Linked DNA regions of Homo sapiens: region 1 is linked to region 2. Evidence: chromatin loops called from intact Hi-C (ENCODE). Cell type or tissue: heart left ventricle. All regions are shown on one strand. Links, peaks and the distances in the headings refer to the core of each region. The heading gives the core; the rest is flanking DNA. Region 1 has its middle 24 kb from the start of LINC03034. Region 2 has its middle 17 kb from the start of KLF13.

Region 1 (12,064 bases), core at 1-8,000, 53 kb before region 2:
TGCCATGCTGTCAACTCAGGGCTGGTGTGGATAGGCTCAGCCTCTCTCTGGGGTCTCTCTCTGAGCCTCTGAGCAGGTGGGCCCTGCAGAGGCCCTCAGAGGCCATTGGAGTCCATGAACATTCTCCAGGGCCAGAGAAGACCATAGAGACAGCAGAAGGAGGAATGCCCTCCTTCCACCAGAAGCTCAGCGCTTTGCAGGGCCAGAGGGCCGTTATTGTGGTAGGGTGGTGGTGATGGTGACGATGATAACACTCAAATCCATGGACTAGGGGGAGACTGTCACCTCACATACCCCCTGACACCCAACTGCCAGCCCACGCTTGAGATATGATGACAAAATCTTCGTGCTTGGGCTCCACAGCCTTTTGCTCCCGCTAAGGGACAACTCTCCCTGGGATGGGGACTTATCTCATTGGGCTGGGCTCAGGGAGTTTCCTGGAGGTGTGCTTTGCTGGGGAAGATGGCAAAGAGCAGGTCCCTGGGGTAAAATAAGGAGAGAGGGGCTGCAGAAAGCGTTCTGTGCCCCAACAGCCTCCACCCCTCCCTGCAGCCAGCGAGGGCGGATGGGAGGCTGTCTGCCGCCAGAGCCTGGCCTGTGCCTCTCTGGAGGGCCTCCTGCCTGTGCCTCTAACACTGCACTGTTCACCATGCCTGCGCCTGGGCACACTCAGAGGGTGTGCCCAGCAGAAAGCTTCAAGAACACTTTACCTGCCCCAGGCCATTCCAGGTTGACCTTCAGAGGCCAGGCAGGCACAGGCTTCCCCTGGGCCACTCTCAGGTAGCCCCTGCAGATTTTGAATTAAACATTTGAGGATTTCACATAGCAGAAAACCAGTTTTTTATCCTGCCAGGAAAAACTTGATGATTTGGCATTCCCACAGGCTGCCATTGGTGGGAGGGGTGGGCTCAGGTCCAGGTTTAGCCCCTACAGCTGGCCTCACTCACCCACCACACCCCTGCAGGCCTCTGAGTAAGTGCCCTCCACTGCGGCTCCGTGCAGAGAAGTGTATTTTTTATGTATTTTTATTTTTATTTTTTTGAGATGGAGTCTCGCTCTGTTGCCCAGGCTGGAGTGCAGTTGCACCTCTCGGCTCACTGCAAGCTCCACCTCCCGGGTTCAAGCAATTCTCCTCCCTCAGCCTCCAGAGTAGCTGGGATTACAGGCGCCCGCCACCACACCTGGTTAATTTTTGTATTTTTAGTAGAGATGGGGTTTTGTCATGTTGGCCAGGCTGGTCTCGAACTCCTGACCTCAAGTGATCCGAGAAGTGTATTTTTTAAATAAAGGAGTTGAAGGGACGCTATGCTCCTTTTTCATCCCTCATGTTCATTCCATGGGCTGCATCACAATGGTGACGCTAGGACTCATCTAATAGTGACAACATGAGACCCTAGGTAGCACTTACCCTCTGCTGGGCATTACTCTGTCTCAGGAAACTGAGGCTCAGCGAACTTGAGATCCCTCACCTGAGCCCTGCAGCTGGTGAGTGGTGGAGCTGGGACTCACACCCATGCAGAGGAACACCAGAGCCTGAACCCTCCATGGTCGGGCGGATATTTTTCCAAGCATTCTCCTCCAGTCGGTCACTTCATGAGCATAAGGACATGGTCCTCCGCCTGGGAACCCCGGGTGCCTGACGGTTCCCACAGCTCACAGCCTGCCCCTCTGTGTAGCCTTTGGGCTGTGGTCCCCCTCTGATCTGAGGCCAGTCACCTCTGCATGTCCGGGTTTCTGCCTGATTCCAGTCCCTGCCAGGGCAAAGGTGGTCCCCCTGTTGAGGGGCAGGGAGGGAGGCAGCCTGTGCTTTCTGCTGTCTCCATGTGCAGCCTGCGTGAAAGCCAGCAGCCTCATGGTCCAGTCACGGCACAGTGTGACAGTCACAGACAGAGAGGCAGAAAAGACACACAGAACACACAGCTATCTTTGTTTAGGCTGCCTCCTTTCCAGCCCTGATTACTTCAGGACGACTCTTGGATCTAACATAACAGAGTGGTCTCCACACTTGGACACAGGAAGGGGAACATCACACACCAGGGCCTGTCGTGGGGTGAGGAGAGGGGGGGAGGGATAGCATTAGGAGATATACCTAATGTAAATGACGAGTTAATGGGTGCAACACACCAACATGGCACATGTATGCATACGTAACAAACCTGTATGTTGTGCACATGTACCCTAGAACTTAAAGTATAATTAAAAACAAACAAACAAAAAAAACCAGAGTGGTCTTCTTCTCTGCACATTCCAGTGGCAAGACAGAGTTTAGGGGATGCCAAGAGGCCAGCACCATCCACGACTCACTCCAATTTTCATGTAAAGACTAGTGTGCCAAGTGCCGCCTAGATGTGAGCTGTGCTGTCCAGCATGAAGGTGAGACTCTCTAACCCTTAGCACTACTCCATGCCCAAGACTGGAGTCACTGACCCAGCCTGGGGCCAATGGCAGAAGGGCTGCCTGTACCCACACTTGACTTCTGGGGTCCTGAGAGAGAGGAGTGTCCCAACCTCTTATTGCCCCCTTGGGGCAGAGGTTGGGCCCTGAGGTGACAGACAACCTCAAATCCTAGGCTCACTTCGGGTCTTGAGACGTGGGCTTCTCTCCATTCTGTTTTAGAAACAAAAAAAGCAAAAATGCATGATTTCAAGGCGGAGAGGAAGTCTTTGGCTGTTCCATGTTCTTTTCCCTTGTCTCAGGCATGCAGCCTTGCCTGGGAAGGGGCCTGCAGACCTTGGAGGACTTGCTCAGCGCAATGGACAAGCAGCCCTTCTGTCAAACACTCCCCATAGGAAGGTAAAATCAGGTCCCGTGGGTTACCAGAGGGTCGAGCCTCTCCAGTGGGGACTTGCCCAAGTCGCTGTGCGTGCAACTGCACATCCTTGCAGGCAGTTTCTTGCATATTTCCAGTTTCCAGCAGCACCCTGCATTACAGAGCCTGCTTCAGAGTAAGCCCCTAGACCCAGAGCTGGCTCCCAGAGGAACAGGATCGCTAGAACTTATTAGAGCCCCTAATAGAACATCCTGCCACTGACATGCTACTCGCCTTCCAGAAAAACTTGAAGATCCTCAGAGATAGGTGCCCAGAAATCATGGGTTAAAACTGATTTTGGACTTCACAAAAGTTTGATTCTGAGCCTGGAGCACCCAGTCCTGAGCTGAGCATTCTCCTCAAAGCTGGGACTCCAGTCTCCATGTGCCCCATGTGCACTCCGAAAGGTGGCTTCCAGAGTGTTCCAAGCCACCAGGGTTTGAGCAGGGCCATATGACCACATTTGTTTGCATGTATCTCCAAACAGTGAGAGATCATAGTGAAGGGTGCCTTTGGCTTCAGTCTGGGGATAATGCTTTTAGTCCTAGGAGCAGCTGAATTCTTCCCCCAGATCCAAAATTTTGGTCATGTTCCCAGAAGGCAGCCCAGCTGGGGAAAATGATGAAGGCGGAGGCTGGCTTCCTGTGGGGTCACAAGAACCTGCAGGTGATGGGGCGAAGGTCTCCTCCAGCATGTTCTTCCACTGGTCGCGTTACATGCAAAATGCCTTCTCAACACCCCTTGTCTTCTCCAGCAAATAGATGTCTCTGGGCTGGCTCAGTTTAGACTCACTCAAGACCAATTCTCTACACATACTTGCCTCAAGTTATTTCTCCACAAACCTGGCATGTAGGTAATGATACAGATGAGGAAACTGAGGCTCAGAGACTTGAAGTGGTGGGGGCAGGGATTTGATTCCAAAGCTCACGCCCTTGACTCAATTGCTATCTGCCTCCCTGCTGTGTTGAACAACTGGCCCTGTGACAGATATAGTAGCATCATCTCCAGACTGCACGAGAGAGACTGAGCCCGGGGAGTTAGCTAATCAATTAGGATCACAGAGCTTATTAGTGATGGATCAGGACCCACCAGCTGTTAGCTGGCCCCGTGTTTGGTCCCCCATCCCCATTGTGATGGTTTTAAAATAGTCCACAAATGCTTTGCTATTCTTCCCATCAAATCTCCTCTCCATGAGTGTGGGCTGTACTTAGTGACTCACTTCTAATGAATAGTATGTAGAGAAATGATAGTGTGGAAAAAATAGTTACTTACGTTTAGGGGTTGTTCTCTCGCACAGCGTGTGTCTATCTGCAAATAACTCACAGCTCCTGGAGGACAGTAATCTTGTCATAGTCATTTCTTTTATTCCCAGTACCTTGCGCTCTGCCTAGCATATAATAGCTGCTTGATAATTATTTTAATACACAAATGAATGAAAGAAATCATGCAAAATGTTGTCATTGTCATTTCTCCAAAGATATTTATGGGTTCAGATACATCAGCGACTTAGAAATGTTGTTAAAGCTTAGATTTCACCAAGAGAAATCATTAGCAACTCTCTACCATGGTAGGGTCAAAGCTGGGGGCTTACAAAATACAATGTTCAATGTGAATCCTCTAGCTTTTCCACCTAAATCTGTGAAGAGTCCAGATGCTAACTTAAGCCAGAATTATTTTCTTCTTTTTCAGGAAAATCAAAAAATTTTTAGACTCACAAGTACTATGAACTCAGAGTAAGAGATAACTTTCCTATGAAGAGCTATTCCAAAATTTTTATTTTTCTTTTTTTCCTTTTTTTTTTTTTTACACTGAGTTTTACTCTTGTTGCCCAGGCTGGAGTGCAATGGTGCAATGTCGGCTCACTGAAACCTCCACCTCCCAGGTTCAAGCGATTCTCGTGCCTCAGTCTCCCAAGTAGCTGGGATTATAGGCATGTACCACCACACCTGGTTAATTTTTGTATTTTTAGTAGAGACAGGGTTTTGCCATGTTAGCCAGGCTGGCCTCGAATTCCTGACAGGTGATCTGCCTGCCTCAACCTCCCAAAGTGCTGGAATTACAGGTGTGAGCCACAACACCCAGGCTTTTTTTTTGCGGGGGGTGATGGGGGGTCTCACTATGTTGCCCAGGATGGTCTTAAACTTCTGGCTTTAAGCTATCCACCTCAGCCTTCCAAAGTGCTGGGATTACAGGCATGAGCCACTGCACTTATCCTCCAATGTTTTAATAAATAATAAAGCATTTAGGCCGGATGCAGTGTCTCATGCCTGTAATCCCAGCACTTTGGGAGGCCAAGGTGAGCAGATCATGAGGTCAGGAGTTCAAAACCAGCCTGGCCAGCATGGTGAAACCTTGTCTCTACTAAAAATACAAAAATTAGCCAGTCATGGTGGCTCGCTTCTATAGTCCCAGCTACTCAGGAGGCTGAGGCAGGAGAATCACTTGAACCTGGGAGACAGAGGTTGCAGTGAGCCAAGATCACGGCACTGCACTCCAGCCTGGGCGACACAGCAAGACTCTGTCTCAAAAAATAAATAAATAAATAAATAAAGCATTTAATAAAATGCTATTTTGCAGGGGGATTTCTTTTGTCATTTGCCAATGAGTGTTATATATTAAATATTTTAAGCAAACATACTAACTTTAAAATTGTATAATAAAATATATATAATAAAATTATGCTAATCCAAAAACTTCTTATGCAAAGCATGAAAACTAATTCTTATAATTAATGCACAATAATATATTTAGCTATATTTTGAGTTCATTAAACAAAATGAATCATTATAGCACTTTCATACTATATGCAGAAAATTACATTTTGTGGAGAATATATGCATATGTACATCATATATACATAATATGTCTGTGTCACTGATCCTTCATTGAAATTGAATTATCTCAGGCAGAAAATTCACTATGAAGTTGGTGTCAGTGACACTACACAAACTGTGTTATGATATTTTATTTATAAACAATAAAGTTCAATAAAACAACTTAAAAAAAAAGAACATGGTAGAAGTGACTGAGTGTGACTCTGGAGACCAGGTCCTGAAAGGCACTGTGGCTTCCTCCTTGCTTGCCCTCTCTTGTCTCTCTTGCTCTGGAGGAAGCCAGCTACCATGTCTTGAGCATGCTCAATGGCCCATGGAGACCTCTAGTCAACAGCCACCTGGGTAATGCTGGAAGCAGACCTCCAGCCCCAGTCAAGCCTTCAGATGCCTGCAGCCCTGGCCAGTGTGTCTGGACTGCAACTCGATGCAATGCTGAGACTGAACTGCAGAGCTGAGTAACTCCCAAATTCCTGACCCTCAGAAACTTCATGAGATAATAAAAGTTTGTTATTTCAGCTGCAAGGCTTGGGAGTAACTGGTTACACGGCAGCAAATAGCTAATAAACCCATTCCATTTCCCGTTTTTATGATCTTCTGTCATCATGTGCTTGGCACCACTCCCACTCCACTCCAGAGAAAGTCCATGCCATGAAGAAGTGAGGATGTTTTTGGACGTTCTTTTGCACAATAGCATGGTACAACTGCTCGAGCCGTTTCTGGAATATTTTCCAAGAAACTCACCTTCTTCCAAAGGATGAAGAGATCCCAAGGCTCCTCCAGGCCACAGCCTAGAGCTATTCCTGATCTTTTTCATCCCAGAGAACACTCCAAGGCTCTAAAGTAACTACAGTGAGTCGTAAATGAAAGGGAGCCATGCCCAGGGTACTGGTGCCTCTGGCTTGTTGCCTGGGGCACAGGAGCCACCTGTGAGGAGCAACAGCAGCACCTCCAGGTTCTGAAAAAGTGGACAAAAAGGGATAAATGTGGGCCCAAGGCTAGACAGAGCAGAACAGTGGCGGCCACCATAGCAGGCTCATCTATGGGAGGAGCAGGGGCAGCCAGGAGCAGGGGCAGCCAGGAGCAGGGGCAGCCAGAAGCATCCACAGCCCTCCTGGAAGCCTCCATCTTGGGTGACAAGCTGTGCCTCATTTCTGAGAAGAAACGCATGCTGCTACTGACAGCGGTTGCCTCTGGGGCGGGGGACTGGGTGGCTGGCCGGGAAGGAAGACACATTTTTTATTCTGTGTACCTGACTTTGTCTATTGAGTGTTGTTCTATGGGCATGTGTTACCTCTTTAAAGATAGATCAATTACATATATTTAAAGTTATAACTAATCAATTACTACACTCTGCTTAGGTGTTCCTAAAAAGAAGGAGTTTGTGGTTCCATAAGTTTGGGGAACTGAGCTAATGAGCCCCCTTTATGGAGTGACACCTTAATGTCTTCAGGAGCTGAGAAATTCTGTAGTAGAGGATCATGTTTAATCTGCTTAAACCTGAATTTTCCAAGTTTGTTCTACCACATAACTATTTTTTCATAAACTCTGTATAAATAGCCCTGACTATAAATAGCTAGTTGTGTGTTTTATGCCACAAAGCTCGGGTCTGGGCCATTGACAACATAGTTCCAGTTACACACCCTTGGACACCAGGTGCAGGGCCAGAAGGAAGGACCTGAGGGAGGGCGGTGTGGTGTGGCCAGATGTCAGGACGGGAACTTGAAGCAATAGAGAAATTGAGAGTGTGGAAAGGGGATCTCCAGAGAGAAAATCCCCCAACCTACTCTATAATTTTCCCAACGGCAGGCCTGTGAGTTTTCACGCTGCCACCCAGGCTGGAGTGCAGTGGCGCAATCTATGCTCTCTGCAACCTCCACCTCCTGGGTTCAAGTGATTCTCCCCACTCAGCCTCCTGAGTAACTGGGATTACAGGCACCTGCCACCAAGCCCAGCTAATTTTTTGTGTTGTAAATACAGACAGGGTTTCACCATGTTGACCAAGCTGGTCTTGAACTCCTGACCTCAAGTGATCTGCCCGCCTCAGCCTCCCAAAGTGCTGGAATTACAGGCGTGAGCCACATTCCTTCATTCTTAATTCACAAATTCACTAAACATACACCGTGTTTATGGCCTGGGCCTAAGTGAGGTTTGTTGTCTGCCCTCAGGAAACTCACCTCTAGTGAGGAAGATGTGCAGAAAACAGCAGCAGGAGACAGTGCAGCCCCTGTGGGCTTAGGAAAGCCTCTTCCAGAAATGGCCTATGTGCCACACCCAGAGTGTGAGCTGCACTCAGCCCAGGGGAGAAGTGTGGAGGGCGTGCCAGCTGCCCTGGGGAGCCCGGGGCTTCAAGGAGCCAAGAGCAGGCAAGTGGGGCTGGAGCCTGGTTGGGGCTGTGCTGGTGGCTGCCAGGGTCGCTGCCCACACCCGCCGTCTGTGCTCTGCTCTGGGGCTCCGGGGTTTCTGCATGTGCCAGGCACCTCACCCACTGGCTTCTGGTTAGGCCCTGTGGTAGCACCTAACATAGGAGGTGTGGCAGGAGCTCCAAAGGCAGGAGGAAGAGAGGAATGTCCGTATCACAGCATGGCAGTTGTAGCAGCAGGAGCTGGATGATTAGGGACCCCAGAAGCCTGAGCACAGGCGGCACCTTTATCAGCAGTCACAGCTCTGGCAAAGAAGATGCATCCTCCTCGATACAGAACAGCAGTGCCAGCTCCTCCCACAGCCCCTGCTTCTCTACCAGGGCAGCAGCAGGTGCTGACTCTGGGCTCTAGCCCAGTGGTGCAATGGGTTGAGTGTTTGTGTCCCTCCCAGTTTCATATATTGAAATCCTAACTCCTGTGGTGATGGTGTTGGGAGGTGAAGCCTTTGCTGGGGGTGATTAGGCCCTGAGAGTGAAGCCCTCATGAAGGGGATGAGTGCCCTTATGCAAGAGGCCCAAGAGAGACCCCTTGTCCCTTCTACTATGTAAGCACGCAGCAAGAAGTCACCGACTGTGAACCAGGAAGCCCTCACCAGACACTGATTCTGCTGGTACCTTGATTTTGGGCTTCCTAGCCTCTAAAACTATGAGAAATAAATTCCTATTGTTCATAGACCACTCAGTTTATGATATTTTGTTATAGCAGCCAGAATGGACCAAGACAAAGGGTACTAGTGATTCTTATCTGTGGGTACCTCCCCTTCTTCCTCTTGTTCCCTGGCCTGCTCCTCCCTTCTACTCCTTTATCCTTCCAACACCTTTGTAATCGGTTCTCTGCATAATATGTGAAATACCTAGCATGGTTTCTGTCTCCCAGGCTGAGTCAGTACTGCTTCAGGAAACAGACCCTCCAAGCTGGGTCTTTGTGGTTGGGTTGTTGACCTGTGTGAGTATGAGAATATGAAAGCAGAGATAAACTCATTACCCATGGAAAATAGGACATTGGTGACCTGTGGCACTGCAATTACTTAGTTGTCACCTGTGGTTGCTTGGAAGGGAGCATCTACTGAAGATAAGACTTGGGGACAGCGGCCGGGCATGGTGGCTCACGCCTGTAATCCTAGCACTTTGGGAGGCCAAGGCAGGTGGATCATGAGGTCAGGAGATCGAGACCATCCTGGCTAACATGGTGAAACCCCGTCTCTATTAAAAATCCAAAAATTAGCCGGGTGTGGTGGCGGGCGCCTATAGTCCCAGCTACTCGGGAGGCTGAGACAGGAGAATGGTGTCAACCCAGGAGGCAGAGATTGCAGTGAGCCGAGATTGCACCACTGCACTCCAGCCTAGGCAACAGAGTGAGACTCCATGTCAAAAAAAAAAAAAAAAAAAAAAAGAAGACTTGGGGACAGCAAGTTGCCACCATACTTGACCCTTATGGCAAAATTGATGTCCACAGGGACTATGGGTGGATGGCTTCTGAGGTCACTGAAGGGATTCCAAATAGGACAATAAAGATAAAGACGAGGAAGAAGAATAGAATGAGAAAGAGGAGAGGAAGAAAATGGATAAAGTGGACCATATTAAAATGAATAACTAATTTCAAGAGATTTATTAAGAGAATAAAAAGAAAAACCAAACTGGGAGAATGTATATGTGACACACATATTTGATAAAAGACTTATGTCCAGAATATATAAAGAGCTTCTAGAAATCAACAAGAAGAGAGAAGATAATCCAACAGAAAAACTGGTTAAAGAGCTTGAGTGGGCCCTTCACAAAAGAGCGTGTCCTAGTGGCCAACAAACATATGAGAAGGTGCTCAACCTCATTGGTCATCAAGGAAACACCTATCAAAACTACAGTGTGTCAAAACCACAATGAGATATCACCTCACACACAAAAGAGTGGTTATAATTTTTAAAAAAGGAAATAAGTGTTGGTGAAATGTGGAGGAATCAGAACCTTTATACATTGCTAGTGAGAATATTAAATGACGCAGACACTTTGGAAAGCAATCTGGTAGTTTCTCAAAAGTTTAACCTAGAGTTACCATTTGACTCAGCAATTCCACTCCTAAGTAGAGTTTCCAAGAGGAATGAAAATGTGTGTTCACACAAGAACCTGGACGTGAATGTTCATAGCACCATTAGTCATGTGCTGCTATGTTCATTGGCTGCAATGTTCACAGGAGCCAAAAAGTGAAAACAATCCAAATATCTACCCACTGATGAATGGATTAACAAAAAGTGATGTTTCTGTACAACAAAATGGTATTTGACCATTAAAAGGAATGAAGTACTGACAGACATGCCACCACATGAATGAACCTTGAAAACATCATGCTAGTTAAAAGAAGCCAGTCACAAAGACCACACATGACCTAATTCCATATATATGAAATGTCCAGAATAGGCCAGGTGCTGTGTCTCACACCTGTAATCCAAGCACTTTGGGAGACGGAGGTAGGCGGATGGCTTGAGCTCAGGAGCTTGAGACCTGCCTGGGCAACATGGCAAAACCTCATCTCTACCAAAAATACAAAAAAAAAAAAAAAAAGCCAGGTGTGGTGGGGTGCACCTGTTGTCCCAGCTACTCAGGAGGTGGGAGGATTGCTTGAGCCTAGGAGGCAGAGGTTGCAGTGAGTCGGGATCATGCCACTGCACTCCAACCTAGGCGACAGAGTGAGACCCTGTATGAAAAGAAAAGAAAAGAAGAGTCCAGAATAGGCAAATCTATGGAGACAGAAAATAGATTAGTGGTTGCCAGGGATAGGGAGAAGGGGGTGTTGGAGGTGATTGCTAAAGGTTATAAGGTTACTTTTGGGGGTGATGAAAATGCTCTAAAATTGATTGTGGTGATAGCTGTATGACTCTGCATATACTAAAATTCATTGAATTGTACACTTCAGATGGGTGTTAGAGCTCAGCTGTAATAAAGAAAAATAAAGAGAAAAGGAAAGGGAAAGAAAAGAAGAAAGAAAAAGAAGGAAGGGAGGGAGGGAGGAAGGAAGAAGGGAGGGAGGGAGGGAAAGAGAGAAAGAGAGAGAGAAAGAAAGAAAAAAGAAAGAAAGGAAGGAAGGGAGAAAGAGAAAAAGAAAGAAGAAAGAAAGAAAGGGAAGGAGGGAAACAAGGAAGAAAGAAAGAAGAAAATAAAGAAGAAAAGAAAGAAAAAGAAAGGATGGAAGAAATAATGAAAAGAAAGAAAAAGAGAAAGGAAAGAAAGAGGAAAAGAGAAGAAAGGAAAGAAAAAAGAAGAAAGAAGGGAGGGAGGGAAAGAAGGAGGAGGGGAGGGATAGAGAGAGAGAGAAAGAGAGGAAAGAAAGAGAAAGAAAGAAAGAGGAAGAGAAGACAGAAGAGAAAAGAGAGGGGAGGGGAGGGGAGGGAAGGGAGAAAATGCAATGCCACCACCTACCCACTAGAAAGGCTAAAATGTAAAAGACTGAATCCCAAACATAGTTGAGGATGGAGAGAAACCAGACTGCAGTGGGGAGAGTGGCTTGGCGTTATCACTTTGGAAGACAGGTGCATGACCAAAGCTGAACATGTGCTTGCCTATGACCCAGCAATTCCACCCCTAGGAATATAACCAACAGAAATACATATGTGTGTGTGTGTGTGTGTGTGTGTGTGTGTGTTCACCAAAAGATAGGTCCTAAGAATGATCAAAGCAGGCCGGGCATAGTGGCTCATGGCTGTAATCCCAGCACTTTGGGAGGCCGAGGTGGGTGGATCATGAGGTCAGGAGTTCGAGACCAGCCTGGCCAATACGGTGAAACCCCGTCTCTACTAAAAAAAAATACAAAAATCAGCTGGGCTAGTGGCGCGTACCTGCAGTTCCAGCTACTCAGGAGGCTGAGGCAGGAGAATCACTTGAACCTGGGAGGCAGAGGTTGTGATAAGCGAGATTGCGATGAGCCGAGATTGCGCCACTGCACTCTAGCCTGGGTGACAGAGTGAGACTCTGTCTCAAAAAAAAAGAAGAAAAAAAAAAGATGAAAGCAGC
Region 2 (15,483 bases), core at 1-8,000:
TGGAGAAAGGCCCCAGCCGTGAGGGGCTCTGGGAACTTAGGGGACAGCACCTTATGGACACCCCTACTCAGGAAGGGATCATTGAAGAGATGCTTCTGGGCCTGGAACATTCTCCGCCATCTGGACCTTTCTGTATGCATAGAGGGGACCAGTGGGAACTGTGGGACAGAGGGAGGTCTGCACACCCTCCCTGGACACCATGAGGCCCATCTTGGGTCCCCTGAGTCCAGACCAGCCCCCAAGAAGCTCACAGTCTGGTAGGAAGCCGAGGAGGCAAACGAACAGGAACAGCCCTAAATAACTGCACAGTGCCCAGGCTGCCAGGAGAGTGTGTGGGCAGAGAAGGCTCCCAGAGCAGAAAAAGGATGCTCAAGGATGTATTCCAGGCCAGGGAGCAGCGTGTGCGGGGGCCGTGCGGAATGGCGCATTCTGCAAAATGCAATGTGGCGTCTGGCTGGGGGGCCACTCCGCACTCCCTGGCCTGGCTATGAGTCCAAGCCACCCAGGGGTGAGCTTCTGTAGAGCAGGAGTCCCTGGCTCTTCCCTGAGAGGGGACGTCATGGCCCCAGGTGTGGCTGGCAGAGGACCTGCAGGCTAGGGAAGAGGGCATGAGGTCGGCAGGTTAGAAGTGGCTGGGGAAGCACACGCAGGTCGCCTCTCTGTGGCAGTTGTCTCTTCTGTGAAGTTGAGACCGGTGGGGGAGATAAAGTACTAAGCACTGCAAATACAGAGATCCTTGGAGAAATCGAGTCACTGGAGTCTCCTCTAGGAATGGGGGGCTGCTGGGGTAGGGCCAGTTCCAGGCACGGAGGGGGCTGAGGGACACAGCAGGACAGGCTCCAGACCATCCCCAAGTGGCCTGAAGGTGACCTCGACCCCCTCAGCTGCCTTGTGTGTGTCCCTCCGGCCCTGGCCCAGAAAGGAGATGGTGCATGCCTGTTTCTAGACCTCTAGACCCCTCGTGGGGTCCCTGGGCTCTCTCTGCCAGGGACAAGCAGGGGCACCTTGCTCCCTTTACAACTCCCACTGTCCAGCGAGAGTTGGAGCTCGCTGAGTGCCACATGCCGTTAGGACCTAGGTGGGAGATGGGGGTGCCGAAGAGGGGATGGGGACTGTGGAGAAGTAGATGAAATTTCCCTAGGCTGGCTGGATGTGCCGCAAGTGTCTGAGCAGGGGCTAAGCCCACCCCCTTGAATCTCAGACGGAGCCACTGGGGCCCGGTGAGGCCCAACAATTGTCCCCAGAGCCTCAGAGTGCCTACAGGGCACAGTGGGAGGCAGCACTGAGCTGAAAGGAGCGTAATCTCTAAGCAGGTTTAACCTAAAATAGAGCCTGATAGCTCAATGACAGATGCTTAATTTGTCACAATATTTCTGTCATTATGCTGGGACAGATATTCTTGGTTTGTTCAAGAACAAGGTCTTTTTTTTTTTTTTTTTTTTTGAGTCATTATACAGCATAAAAGAGACCACACCCCAAACAAGATTGGGACAGCGCTGGGCCCCTGAGCCAAGCCAAGAGGAATCACCCCGCCCACACAACCACCCCGCCCACACAGCCTTCCCTTCCCGGAGCCACGAGCCACAACCAGGCCTACCTGGCTGGAAGAGGGGCTTCAGGGGCTGACTCCACCTGGGAGTGGGTGAGGGGAGGTGACCTCAAGCTCCTTTAAAGCCTTGCCTCTCAACTCCTCACTCCCAAATCCCTCCAAAGGAGATAAAATGACTCCTATAAAGATTAGAGATCATGCACCAGCATGAATGCATGTGAAAAGTGACAGGAACACAAATTCATGCGATGGGGGTCTCAGACTTTTGTCTACCACCAACTGAGAGTGATAAGGCCCAAGAGGGCCCCCTGCAGAGCTGCCTGCAAGAGATGTTGCTCTGCCTTCAAACGTCATGGGATGATGTGTGCTATTCAGCATACTCCTGTGTTTGTTTTCACTAGTTTGTAAAAGGCGTTTTCAAGCACTCACCATTGCCTGTGGAGTGTGGCTCACCCTCCCTGCCCACCCCAGAACACAGTTTGAGAACTAAGCTATTGAAGATGGACCCTTCCCCAAGCCCCAAGCCTAGCGCCTCTCCGTTTCTAGCCCAGCTAAGGGATGGGACCATAGCCCTGTAGCACTAGTGTGAGTGGGAGCCGGAGCCAGCCTGGCCTGCACCCCCACCCCCCAGCCAGGCACAGCCTGGAGTGGGAGGGCACCGCCTGAGAACCTGCAGGAGGAAGACCACTGGGGACGTCGCCAGAAATTGGCAGCCATGGAGACAGTGGCCCTTCCCCTCGGTGAGGCCCTGAATAGCCTTGCTAGTTCCTGCCCCCTGTATAGCCCACAAGGCCAGTCTCACCAGGGAAAATGGGACACTGCATCCCAGGCCCATGGGGACAGAGGGGTGCTGCCCGCTGGGCCTGGCTGGGCTGGCTGGGGTGGCTGCACCCAGGGGTCAGAGTTCATCTTCGGCCTTTCTCTGCAGGGTCAGGCCTGGGAGGTGCTGGCCACCACAGTCATAGTCCAACCAGCTCAGCCAGCAATGTCCAGAGTGACGCTGGCTTCATGCCACGGGACAAGGCCAGTGGTCAGGGTGGTGCCTTCCTGGGAAATGGCTCTTTTTTGGAGAGACAGCCATGATAGAATGACTTTGCAAGCTGGAAGGGCTGGGATGGGGCTGGGGTTGGGGTGGAGGTGGGGGCGAGGGTACTTAGAAAGCAATGAACAGCATCTGGTGGGGACTCACACCTGTGTTCACGCAGTGGGCACCTGTGGGCAGCTTGGCCAAATAGCCCCGAGAGACCAAGCAACTTTCCTGCCCAATGAAATGCAATCTGCTTTCTTCCTTTTCTCTAGTCATTATTTATTCATTTGAAAGATGCTTTTATGATAGAAATTCAGGGCTGCACACAGGCGTCTCTAATGAGGGCATTCGGGAGCAGAGAAGGGGACCAGGCATCCCCGCTGGGCGTGCTGGGAGAGGCTAACAGCCTTCACGCTTTGGAGAGCCCTCAGCCTGCTTCAAAGCTCCTAGCCTTTCTCAATTTCTCCTCCAAGGCATCACAGGGCAGCGGTGTGCGGATCAGATCCTACTTTTACAGGTTAGGTGGCTGAGGCCTCCATTCCCCGGGTTACAGAGACACCTGCCCGGAGGGAGCCCTGCTGGTGGCCTGCATCCTCTCCCTGGGTTCTGGCGCAGCTCACAGTCTGAAAATTACAACTCCCTGTTGTTGCTATGGTGACTGGTTGTGTTATTCTAGCCTACAGAGCTGTGTGCTCCACCTTGCCCAAGATGGTCTGTTTTTGCAGGAGAAAGTCTCTATCTCCAAGTCTCTCTCTGTGTGTGTGTGTGTGTGTGTGTGTGTGTGTGTGTGTGTGTGTGAGAGAGAGAGAGAGAGAGAGAGAGAAGAAAGGAGAGAGAGAGAAATGGGCACACTGCCCTTCCTGCTGCCCCAACCTTTTCCCTGGGCCCAGTGGACCTTCTGTCCCTGCCCAGCAGGCTGCCTGGGTCCCCAAGATACTGGCCCCATTCCTTTCATAGGACACCGACTCTGGGCCACAGGCACTGGCTGTGCAGGGGTCCTTCCTTTGTGTCTCCTTGTGAGGTCAGATCCCTGTGTCAGTGCACAAAGGGCACCCCGTTCTTGTTTCATTTGCAGACTACTCTGTGACATGGATGGACAGACCATCATCTATTTAACCAGGCTCTCTAGATGGACAGTTGGGCTGTTTCCAATCTCTGGTCATCACAAATCTGTGAAAAATAACCTTGAACATATGTCATTTTGCACATGTGGGAATATGTGTAGAATAAACTCCTAGAAGTAGCATTATTGGGAAATTAGTATCTGCATTTCTAAGTTTGGAAATTTTTGCAAATTGCTGTCCGTTGATATCATCCATTGTGAGCCTAGTACATGCTGAACACTGAACTCAACATTTTATCTGGATTATTTTATTTCGTCTCACCGTGGCCCTAAAATGGAGCTTATTCCGATGCTGGTTTTACAGATAAGCACACAGATGCTCAGAAAAACTCAGCAACATGCCAAATAGCCATCTGGGCTGGTGGGGTGGGGTCGGGATGGACCCTGAGTCTCCAGGCCCCTGTCAGGCCCTTTCCTAAGGGCACACAGGCCCAGCCCTGGGGCACCTGCCCCGCCCAGAGGGCCTGGACCCTTGACCTGTTCTCCAAGCCCCATTCAAGCATGCAAGCCTTGTGCACCAGGAGCCCGCAGACTGGCCCTCCTCACACCAGCCAGGCTCTCCTGGAACCAGTCACCGGCCACCCCATTGGGGCCTTGGGATGCACAGTCCTTCTGCCCCTGAGGCTCTCCCCCATGAGATGCTGTCCTCAGCCGGGCTGGCTGGTCCGAACTTGGGAGCTTGGCTTGCTCGGAGGGGTCTCCTCGCTCAGCCCTCTCCCAGCTCCCCAGTCTCCTTCTTCCAGGCCAGCTGCACACTTTGGGGTGATGTCCTCCAGCCTCTGCATCTTTCCTGGTCAGACTGTGAGTTCTGAGCCTCCGGGCCTGCGTCCCAGGCCCAGCATGATGCTCACCAAGCCGGGTGCAGGAGAGGACAATGGGAGAGGCAGGGCAGGCCCAGGGAAGCTAGGAGCCACCGCCTTTCCCGGGAGGGCCCTGGCTTCCTCTGAATCACAAAGTGGTTAGCATGCAGGGGAGTGCGCCGGTCCCCCGCCTGTATTTGCATGACAAAAGCGCCTGCCCAACGGCTCTCGGTGGCTTTGTTGAGAGCTGCAGCCTCGCTCAGGCTGAGCCTTGGGAATTGTTCCCCGACATTGGTTGTTCCTGGGCTCCACAGCTACCCCGGCCGACAAAAGCCACATTGTGGGGCTGACGGCAGCTGCCAGCACCTGCTCCCTGCACCGCGGCTGCCTCGAGGCTCTGCGCCGCGCCTGATGCCTTTGCTAGGACACAGCCAGGGGCAGACCCCGAGGCCCTGGGCATCATCCAGAACACATTGTGAGGGGTGGGGTGGGTGGTGGGGGAAACTTGCCTGGTTCCCAAAGGGCCTGGGGGGATGGCCTGGGGCTGGCCATGGCGAGGTGAGGACTCCAAGGTCACCAGTGTAGGCTGGAAGAGGGAAGAAAACCACAAACCCCAAGCGTGCGGCGCCCACGCTGCAGCATTGCATTATTTGATGCTTCGCTCACAACAGGTGTTTTTCTTACTCTTCAAATGGGGAAACAGGCTCAGAGAGGTTCACTAGCCAGCCCAGTATCACACAGCAGAGCCGAGGTTTGAAGGTCCCGGCCCCTCGGGGCATGCTTCTCACAGCGGTCCCAGAGTTTCCCCTGGCCCTTTCCCCTTTCCCTTCTGAGCTTCTCAGTCCTTTCTCTCTCTCCTCAATGGCCTTGCCACAGCATCCAGCTGCCTTGGCGGCAAGCACAGTGCCCTCCGCCCTCGCTGCGTCCCTGGGGTGCCTGCCGTCAGTGGCCTCCCCTTCCTTGTGGAGCACTTCCCCCTTCCTCACTGGTCCTGGGGCTGTGTCCATTACATACCACTCCCTTGTGTCTTTTATGGATCCACAAACTCCTGTTAGCCCACCGAGCCCTGTGCACCCCTCCTCTTCCCCAGAAGCTCCTCCTGAGCCCTGCTGCCTTCTCTCCATGCATGGTCCTGTGTCCCGGCTGTGAGCACCTGCATTTTGGCACCTGGTACCTAGCCCAGAAGCTCCACCTCAGTGCCTGCATTCAGCCAGCGCTCATGAAACTAAATTAACTTCACGACTGTATTCCAAATGCAAATGTTGTCGCTACTCTGACTTACAGGAGAAAGTCTTAACTAGTGCTTGCCTCTGGCTCACCTGAAGGGGCTAGGGCCGTGCCAGTCACAGATGCGAAGGCCTCCGCACACCCGCAGGCAGCGGCCTTTCCTGAGGCCTTGACAGAGACAGGAACTGTGTAGGAAAAGCTGTGTTGAAGGCCATCCCCTCCAGAGATCAGAGCAGGGAAGGGGGCCATTACCACTGAGTCACCCTGGGGTGGGAAGGCTGTGCAGCAAACCTGCAAACAGCATGAGGAGAGGAGCCCTGAAAGCCACCGCCTGCTCCTGAGGGACACAGCCCACCTGCAGAGACTCTGGGGGAGGCTCCCTCCTTCTTTCTCCCGGGGATCTCCTGCTGGGACTCCCTGAAGTCCAAAACCAACCAGAGGGAGGTCAAAGGAGTCCATGATGCACCCAGTGGACTGGGGTAGAGGTGTGTCCTCTGAGGAGCCAGGAGCACAGCCCCCAGGGGAAAGGTTGGCCCAGCTGGAGGTGACACTATGACTAGGAAACAGGGCTGTGGGAAGGATCAACATGCAGCAGGTGCAGAAGCCAGAGCTCAGGAGGAGAAAGGCCCAGCAGCCTCAACAAGAAAGGGAGGTGTGGGGAAGACCCCAAGGAGAGGCTGCAGGTGGGCCGGGCCAGCAGGAGAGCTGTGGGCGGGACCTCAGTGTCACAGCCCAGGAGGAGCTGAGCCCTTGCCTGGGCCCCACCCTCCCCTGCCTGCACCCCTGCTGCACAACCATTCAGCTTGTGGGGGAAGACAGAGCCAGCTGCAGGCTGTGGGGAGAAGGACCGGTGCTTGCCCTCCTTTTAGGTCCCAGGGACTCCCCCATCGCACCTGCGAGGAAGCTTTTGGGGGTCAGAGCTGCCTTGATCAAGCTTACAGTGAGCTTGAAAACCCTCGGACACACAGGCTAACAATTCTCACCAGGAAAACCCTGGGACATCTCAGAGAGGCAGAAGGGAGTTGTGGAATTAGAAACATTTCATCCTCTGCTCCCCCACTACTGGGAAAGCAAAAACCCACACCTCAGAGCATGCTCATTTGCTACGTATCCAATTAAACCTTAAAGGGCACTTGGAATTTGAATGAGTTCCCCAAATTGTCCCAAGTTATGCAACTGAGTCAGAATTCAGGGTCTGTAATAAGACCCCGGGGGTGGCCCACACTGGATGGGCTGATCCAATGGATGTGCCCAGCCACTCTCCGGTGCCACCTCCCCTACAAGAGCTGCCAGGTCAGAAACTTGCTTCCCCCATCTCCCCCAGTGCTGGCGGGGACAAGCACCCTGTGGCCAGTAAAGTGAAGCAGAAGTCTTCTGGAAAAGCAGCTTCTTCTTACGGAGGGCACAGGTTGCTGGCTTCTACCAGCCTCCCCGGGCTTCTGACTCCAGCTGCAGACCTGGAGCAGTGACAAGTGTCTCTAGAGCAGAAAGCCAACACTTTAAGGATGGTAGAGGAGCCGGGTCCCTGTGGGCACCCCTGAGCCACTTCCCTGGCCCTGGGAAGGCCCACCTGCCAACCTCTTATGATGGGAGACCCCTGTTTGTTTAACTGGCTGTCAACTGATCTAACAGATCAACAGGCTCCAACATAGGTCCCGGGCGTGGCTTTGTGTGGCCCACTGTGTCTCTTGCAGCAGGTTTCCCTCCTGTGCAGGGGGCCTAATTCCTGCATCATGGAGTGTCTTATCAGCTCAGGAGGCTATTACAAAATAGCACAGACTGGGTGGCTTATTTCTCACTGTTCTGGGGCTGGGAAGTCCAAGATCCAGGCGCCAGCAGCGGGCTTTCTCCCTGGCATGGAGATGGCCGTCTTCCTCCTGTTACCGCACATGGTGGAGATGTTCTCTCTCTCTCTTCTCTCTCCTCCCTCTCTTCTTAAAAAGTCACGAATCCAGCTGGGCACGGTGACTCATGCCTGTAATCCCAGCACTTTGGGAGGCTGAGGCAGGTGGATCACCTGAGGTCAGGAGTTCGAGACCAGCCTGGCCAACATGGCGAAACCCCAACTCTACTAAAATCACAAAAATTAGCCGGGTCTGGTGGTGGGCGTCTGCAATTCCAGCTACTCGGGAGGCTGAGGCAGGAGAATTGCTTGAACACAGGAAGTAGAGGTTTCATTGAGCTATGATTGTGCCACTGCACTCCAGCCTGGGTGATAGAGCAAGACTCCATCTCAAAAAAAAAAAAGGTCACTAATGCTATCCTGAAGACTCCGCACTCATGACCTAATCACCTCCCAAAGGCCACCGTCACACTGGGGGTTGGGGCCTCAACACATAAATTTGGGGATGTGGGGACCAAATTCAATCTGTGGGGATGAGACAGGAGCCTGAGAAGCCTGAGTGCTTGGTGTCATGATGGGTGGACAAATGTAGACGATTTCCTAGTAATCACCAATTTCTTCCAGACATAACCCCCTGCCTTCTGGAGAGCACACTGGGGGAAGACGAGGGGTACTCTTTTTTTGTCTTATCTCTAAGAAAGGATGGGAGGGTGACTGGGTGGGGGCAGGGCTACAGATGGCTGTGAGCCTGAGAACAGCCCCATGGCCTAGGGTCGCTGAGAGTGGGGCTGGAGGTCTGTGGTCCTGGAAGCAAACTTCTTAAAGGGCAGGAAAACCAACGGTGCCTTTGTCAGAGCTTAGCTGTATCTTTACAGACAACGGTGGCAGTGAGAGGATGAAATGTTCTGGTCCCTGCAGCTCCCTTCTCCACCCTCACCGGCACTCTCCCAACACACCCCGAAGAGGTGGGTAGGCTCCAGAAAAGCCCTAACATGGGGTATGACCAGGGTGAGAGTGCAGCATTCTGAAGACAGAGATCTCAGTTTGGTTGATAAAGAAGCAATATTTAAGCCAGGCTCAGTGGCTCACGCCTATAATCCCAACACTCTGGGAGGCCAAGGCAGGCAGATCACTGGAGGTCAGGAGTTTGAGAGCAGCCTGGTCAACATGGTGAAACCCCGTCTCTACTAAAAGTACAAAAATCAGCCAGGCGTGGTGGCAGGCGCCTGTAATCCCAGCTCCTCAGAAGACTGAGGTGGGAGAATTGCTTGAACCTGGGAGGCGGAGGTTGCAGTGAGCCAAGATCACGCCACTGCACTCCAGCCTGGGTGACAGAGTAAGACTCCATCTCAAAAAAAAAAAAAAAAAAAAAAAGGAGCTATTTGGATAGAAAAGAGATTAAGAGTCCATTGCAAAAATGTAAATATGGTCTGCATATTATACAATATTCATAGATTAACAATAAAGTTCTTCAGTCCAATACAGGCTCTGCGGCTATCCAAGAGCAAGTCCTCCTTTTTTGCAAATGTGTAGGGCAAAGTGTTGTGATGTCAGCAGCTGACTTTCAAATCATTTCAAAAAATATAGAGATATAGACAGAGAGATGGAAAGAGAAATACAGTGAACATGGCAATCACTGAAGAGCCGGCGAATCAGAGTAAAGCGTGTTCTTTGCACTACTCTTTTGGCTTCTGGTTGATTTATTATTATTATTATTATTTTGAGACAAAGTCTCCCACTGCTGCCCAGGTTGGAGTGCAGTGGTGTGATCTTGGCTCACTGCAACCCCCACCTCCCAGGTTTAAGCGATTCTCCTGCCTCAGCCTCCTAAGTAGCTGGGATTACAGGCGTGTGCCACCACTCCCGGCTAATTTTGGTATTTTTAGTAGAGACCGGGTTTCACCATGTTGGCCAGGCTGGTCTTGAACTCCTGGCCTCGTGATCCACCTGCCTCGGCCTCCCAAAGTGCTGGGATTACAGGCGTGAGCCACTGCGACCAGCTGAAAATTTTTGAAACAGAATGTTGAGGAGAAAAACAGGAGCTGCTAGGCTCTCTGCTGTATCCCCTGACTTTGAAGGCATGTGTCCTGGACAGTCCTGGCATTCTGGGCACTGCCCTCTCACCCTGCTGCAGCCCCGGGTGGTCGTCTCCTGTGGATCAAGTGCCTTGCAGAGCCCTCTTCAGCACCGAGGAGATATTTATGTGGCAGCCCCATGAGAGGCAGGACGATGCTCCCCACTTTAGGATGAGGGCGCCAGGCATTTGGGGCAGTCCAGCCAGGACTCCAGCCCAGCCTCTGCCCTGCACAGCGCACCTTGGGCAGCCCCTGGGGGCCCCAGAAGCTTCTTGGCTGCAGCTGCGTGCTTCTCACCGTGCTCCCCTGACAGACTGGATCTGAGATCTTCCCCGGGGCAGCCCACTCTGCTGACCAGGGTTGCAAGGTGGCCTGCTGGGAGAACCAATGGCAGAGCCACCAGCTGCCCACCAGATCTCCCCCAATGGGTCTGTCCCTGCAGATTCAGAGAGTCAGCAGAGGGTGCTGAAGCTGAGCCATGAGGCTGCTAGGAGAGGAAGCCCTGGGATGCTAAGAGCCAAAGGGGCAAAGCCAGCAGAGAGGGGCAGCTGCAGCATCTGCAAGAGAAAGGATGAGAGCCAGGAGAGGGGGCTGCCCACAGCAGTCACTGCCAGGTGGTCCTCCTGTCTGAGCATCCAGTTGTCCTTCCCCAAGCCTTGTTTCTGCAGGTCCCTCCAGCAGAGCTCCCAAGGCCCCCTGGTGAGCTCTGCTCACTGCATCCTCGCAAGGGGCTGCGTTGGGTCCAGACTTGGCACTGGAGAGGGCCGTATGTGCGAGGGGCAGCCCTGCTGCGGGAAGAGAGGACCTCCTTATTCTCTCTTATTATGTAGCCGGAGGACGCAGCAGGGTGGGTGCAGAAGCTCCTCTGCCCGTGGGGGGCTCCTGGGCCACCGGCAAGGCTCTGGGTCCCGGGCAGTGGGTGGAGGGAGAGCAGAAGGCAGCAAGGGTTCCTCTCTCCCAGTTCGGGGTCTCTTGGAAATCACAGATATCGTGCTGGGCCCTTAGATCCCACGGACCCAAGTGTGGTCTCCTGGCACGCCCAGCTGCCAGGGAGGTTGGCGAGTCAGGGATTTGTATTTTTTTCCCCCTTATCTCTGCTCAGAGGCCCTTGGGAAGATATACCCACGGTGAAGGAAGAGGGCCTAGAAATACCATGATGGAGTCTATATAAGCCAGTTGTGAAAAAAGAACTATGGTGAGCTTATCTTTTAGGATCTGTGGGTTTTTTGCTTTTTTTTTTTTTTTTTTTTTTTTTGAGACGGAGTTTGGCTCTTGTTGCCCAGGCTGGAGTGCAATGGTGTGATAGCTCACTGCAACCTCCGCCTCCCAGGTTCAAGCAATTCTCCTGCCTCAGCCTCCTAAGTAGCTGAGATTACAGGTGCCCACCACCACGCCCAGCTAATTTTTTGTATTTTAAGTAGAGACGGGGTTTCACCATATTGGCCAGGCTGGTCTCGAACTCCTGACCTCAGGTGATCCACCCACCTCAGCCTCCCAAAGCGCTGAGATTACAGGAGTGAGCCACCGTGCTCGGCCAGGATCTGTGTTTATCTGGTAGTAACCTTGGCTTAAATATCAAGAAATATCAAGAAATGTCAGTCCTCCACCCCCCTCAATAAAAGAAGTTCAGTGTTAGGCAGTCCAAGTAAGTTATGGGAGGCTCCATGATGTCACCAGGGACCCAGGCTTCATTCCACTTTCCCTTTGATTTTTAGCATATGATTTCCAGTCTCAGAGTTGCCTCATATTCACAAAATGGCTGCTGGAGTACCAGCTATCACATTTGCATTCCAAACAGCCAGTAACAGGAAGAGGCAAAGGGTACATTTTAGCTACTTGTTCCCATTCTTAAAAAGCTTTTGGCAAGCCTTACCTAACAACTTCTGTTTATATCTCAGTAACCTCCAATTCTTTCAAGGGAGGCTGGGAAATGTTTTTTAGCCAGGTACCTTGCTGCTTAGAATACAGTTACAGAAGGAAGGGAATAACAGATACTGGACAGGTGTGGTGGTTTTGAAAGATGTCTCCAAATGTTTGGAAGTTTCTCCCTTCAAAAGGCAGAGCCAAATTTCCCTCCCTTTGAATCTGGGCCAGACTTAGTAACTCAGAAGAGCCAACTAATAAATAGGGTAAAAGTGATGCTCTGTGATGTCTGAAGCTAGGCCATAAAAAGAACAGCTGTTCCCTCTTGATCACTTGCTCTAGGTCAGGAAAGCCAGCTGCCATGTTATGAGGATGCTCAAGCAGCTCTGTGGAAAAGTCCAAGTGGGAAGGAACTGAGGTTTCCCACTAACAGCCAGTGCTAACTTTCCAGCTGTGTGAGTTACTGTCATGGAAGCAGATTCTCCAACCCCAATCTGGGGCAACAGCAGCCCCAGTCAATGTCATGACTATAATCTCATGAGAGACCCCAAGCCAGCATCCCCCACTGTAGCCACTCCCAAATCCACAGAAACTGCAAACATGGTAGTAAATGTTTATTGTTACTTTAAGCCACTACGTTTTGGGGTATTTGGTTATGCAGCAATAGCTGCCTAACAGTAAACAATTAGCAGTGGCCGTCATAATGTGTAAAAAGAGAAAACTAGTCTGTTGATGGCAGAAAAGAGTGAAGAAATGGTTCTTTCCTGAAGAAAATGAAGGTTATCAGCAATTTTTAACTTATTATGCTTTTAAGTACTTTTCCATTTAAATAATGATACAATAAGGCAGGTACTGAAGCATGGGTCTATGGAGACTGTGTCAGAGGGGCCAGGTCTGAGACAGCCATCATCCCTGTCATCTCCCTGAGGAGGTGACTGGGCCGCAAGGACCCCACGTGGACAGTGGCCAGGTGGAAGAGTGGTGTGGGATGGGCACCCCTCCTCCCTTCAGAGGAAGCTGGCTGTGAGGAGGCAGATAGCTCACCAGCGGGGACCCACCCGGCAGCCGCAAGTACTGGGAAGTCTCAAGTCGGTCCCCAAGTCAAACGTGGTATAGGTCAAATCCCCGTGAAAATGCCTTAGCCCACCCGTCAAGTGCAGACGTCAGACCCAAGGCCAGCAGCACCGGTTGTTCCCCCACAACTGATTTGGGACCTTGATCACATCTGCAAAACCCCTTCACAGAAACACCGAGTATTTGACTAACTGGGAGAAAGAAGGTGAGTACAGACCACAGGCAGGATCCTGGGGCCATCTTAGAATTCTGCCAGCCACAGCACGATTGCATCACTGCTTCTCAGTTTTTCAGTTTGGAGCCTGTCTGTTGACTACATTTGCTCCCCCCAGGGTTGAAAGGGATCCTTTTCTTGTGTTTGAGCACTTGACCAGTAGTTTCTTGGTTTATAGAAACTATAGGCTGGGCGCGGTGGCTCACGCCTGTAATCCCAGCACTTTGGGAGGCTGAGGCAGGTGGATCACGAGGTCAGGGGATCGAGACCAGCCTGGCCAACATGGTGAAATCTCGTCTCTACTAAAAATACAAAAAAAAAGTAGGTGGGTGTGGTGACGTGTGCCTGTAGTCCCAGCTACTCGGGAGGCTGAGGCAGGAGAATCGCTTGAACCCAGGAGACAGAGGTTGCAGTGAGCCAAGATCGTGCCACTGCACTCCAGCCTGGGTGACAGAGGGAGACTCCATCTCAAGAAAAAAAAAAAGAAAAAGAAAAAAGAAACTATAAACCAAGTTGTTTGTTCCAGTTACTGTTGCTGTGTAACAAACAAGCCCAAACGTAATGGCCTAAAGCAATAACCATTGCTTCTGTGGGTCAAGAATTTGGACAGTGCCCAGCAGGGATGATCTGTTTCTGCTCCTCCCATTTGAGGCCTCAGCTGGGAGGTCTGTAAGGCTGGATGATTCCAACAGATCAGGGCTGGAACACCCAGGGCTGGAAAGCTAAGGACCTGCTGCCCCATGCACATGCCTGGCACTGTGTCAGGGATGGAGGGAAAGCTGGGCTCAGCTGGCCCGTCCCCAAACACCCACCAGATTGAGTAGTTGGACTTCTTACATGAAGCTCAGTGCCCCAAGCAGAGGTATGTGTGAGTGCCCGTGCCCAGGGAGCCAGGAGGAAGCTGCCCCACCTTTTATGACCCAGCCTTGGAAGTCACAAGGCTGCCCTTCTAGGCCAAAGCAGTCACCAGTGGCCCAGACTCGATGGCAGGAGCATCAAATAAGTGTGTGGCCATTTTGTTTTTTTTTTTAGACCGAGTCTCACTCTGTGGCTCAGGCTGGAGTGCAGTGGTGCAACATTGGCTCACTGCAACCTCCATCTCCCGGGTTCAAGCAATTCTCCTGCCTCAGCCTCCTGAGTAGCTGGGATTACAGGCGTGCACCACTATGCTCAGCTAATTTTTTTTTTTTTTGGTACTTTTAGTAGAGATGGGGTTTCACCATGTTGGCCAGGCTGGTCTCGAACTCCTGACCTCAAATGATTTTGCCTGCCTCAGCCTCCCATAGTGCTGGGATTACAGATGTGAGGCACCGTGCCCGGACTGGCCATTTTTTAAGAAACTGCAACAACACTGTATGAACAATCTCTGCCTTGAAGCAGGGGGTTCCTTCAGCTCAGCAGGGCCATGAGCTCAGGGGATCCCTGGTCCCTCCTTGCTTGCACTGAAGGTCTCCCTGAGATCAGGGGCAGCCCCCATGCCAGCCGGTCCTCTCTGTGTTGCAGGCACGCGGTGGAGCCACTGTAGTAGAGATGTGTGCACACCGCTGGGGTGGTTACATTCATGGGCAGCTCCCCTGGATGTCTCACTGTCAGCAGGCCCAGGAATCCAGGCTGCAGTTCCTGAGCTGAGCTGTCTCAGTCCAGGATTACCGCGTCATAATGACACCTGGGCAGATAAAGGTCTTTGAGGAGAGACTTCAAGGAGACCACAGATGTGGCTGGAGAATTCCCCCATTGACTGGGCACCTATTTCCTGAATGGCTGCTCATCCAAGGCACCGGGCGCCAAGGGGAGATGGCTGGTGACTGACCCCAGAGCTGGCTGAGAGCCATGGGCATTCTTACCCCATTGGAGAGGAGTTGTTTAAGGATCTACCTTGTATCCACCCACCAGACCCAATGCAGACCCCTCAAAGGGTCCCAGTCAGTGGTTTCCAGTGGGAATGATTTCTGGACTTTCAGGAAGTGACTTCAGGTTGGAAATGGCAGCCTTGTGGCTGCTCTCAAGTTTCCTGTAATATGATTAAATCTGATTTTTAACTTCTTCTCCTTTCTCTTTCATTGAGGGGAAAACAGTCTTTTTTTTATTCCTGGAATATTAACATCCCTCTTGGTGCAGTTCTCTGCTCTACACAGGAAACAAGTTCACACCCCATACCAAATCAGAAAGCTCCAGTTCAAAGAGGCTCAGATAGAAAGAACTACTGAGACCTATATTCTGAAAATATTTTAAATCAATTTGTTGAACTATAAAATCAGGGCAAGAGCTCCTGACTCTTCAATATACTGTCCTACAAAGACAGCCCAGGGCCCATAAAACTAACTGAATACATGAAGAACATGATAGATTGAGGATTCACTGCCTGCCGCCCCCAGGTTAACAACAGACCATGTGTGCTGATTGCTGAGCTCAACCTGACCATGAGTGACCTAGCAGTTCATTTCCAGCTCCACTTCCTGTGATTTGATGGTGCCTAGATGCTACTGACTGGTACTCACTTTAGCAGTAACAAAAAGAAAAACTTCATGTGTATCGGAACGGCTAATCCTTGCCATCTTTCAGCTCTAGATGCAAACAGCCCAGAATTCAAGGCAATCATAGCCTACATTGTTCATGATAAATCCTCCCAATCCCATTAATAAGAACACTCATTAGAATGGATTCCCATGACAGCCCAGAATGAACCAG

The links. Peaks named below come from ENCODE experiments on the same cell type or tissue, not always from the same donor. Only the 100,000 strongest peaks of a DNase experiment are listed, where the experiment ranks them.
Region 1: it touches region 2 in a loop (4-fold over the local background); 24 of 110 quality-filtered maps call a loop at or near these places.

What each region holds. Positions count from the first base shown.
Region 1 is chr15:31,248,537-31,260,600 of GRCh38, forward strand. No RefSeq gene overlaps it. Among named protein-coding and RNA genes, the nearest start is that of LINC03034, 24 kb to the left of the region's middle. RefSeq lists an enhancer at 7,385-7,957. In heart left ventricle, for the core only: no CTCF peak of the experiment used is centred there; no DNase peak of the experiment used is centred there.
Region 2 is chr15:31,302,009-31,317,491 of GRCh38, forward strand. No RefSeq gene overlaps it. Among named protein-coding and RNA genes, the nearest start is that of KLF13, 17 kb to the right of the region's middle. RefSeq lists enhancers at 263-945, 1,182-1,484, 1,579-5,997, 4,765-5,350, 10,192-10,952. In heart left ventricle, for the core only: a CTCF peak has its summit at 1,278; DNase peaks (open chromatin) are centred at 1,589, 4,267 and 4,643; H3K27ac peaks cover 1,406 bases.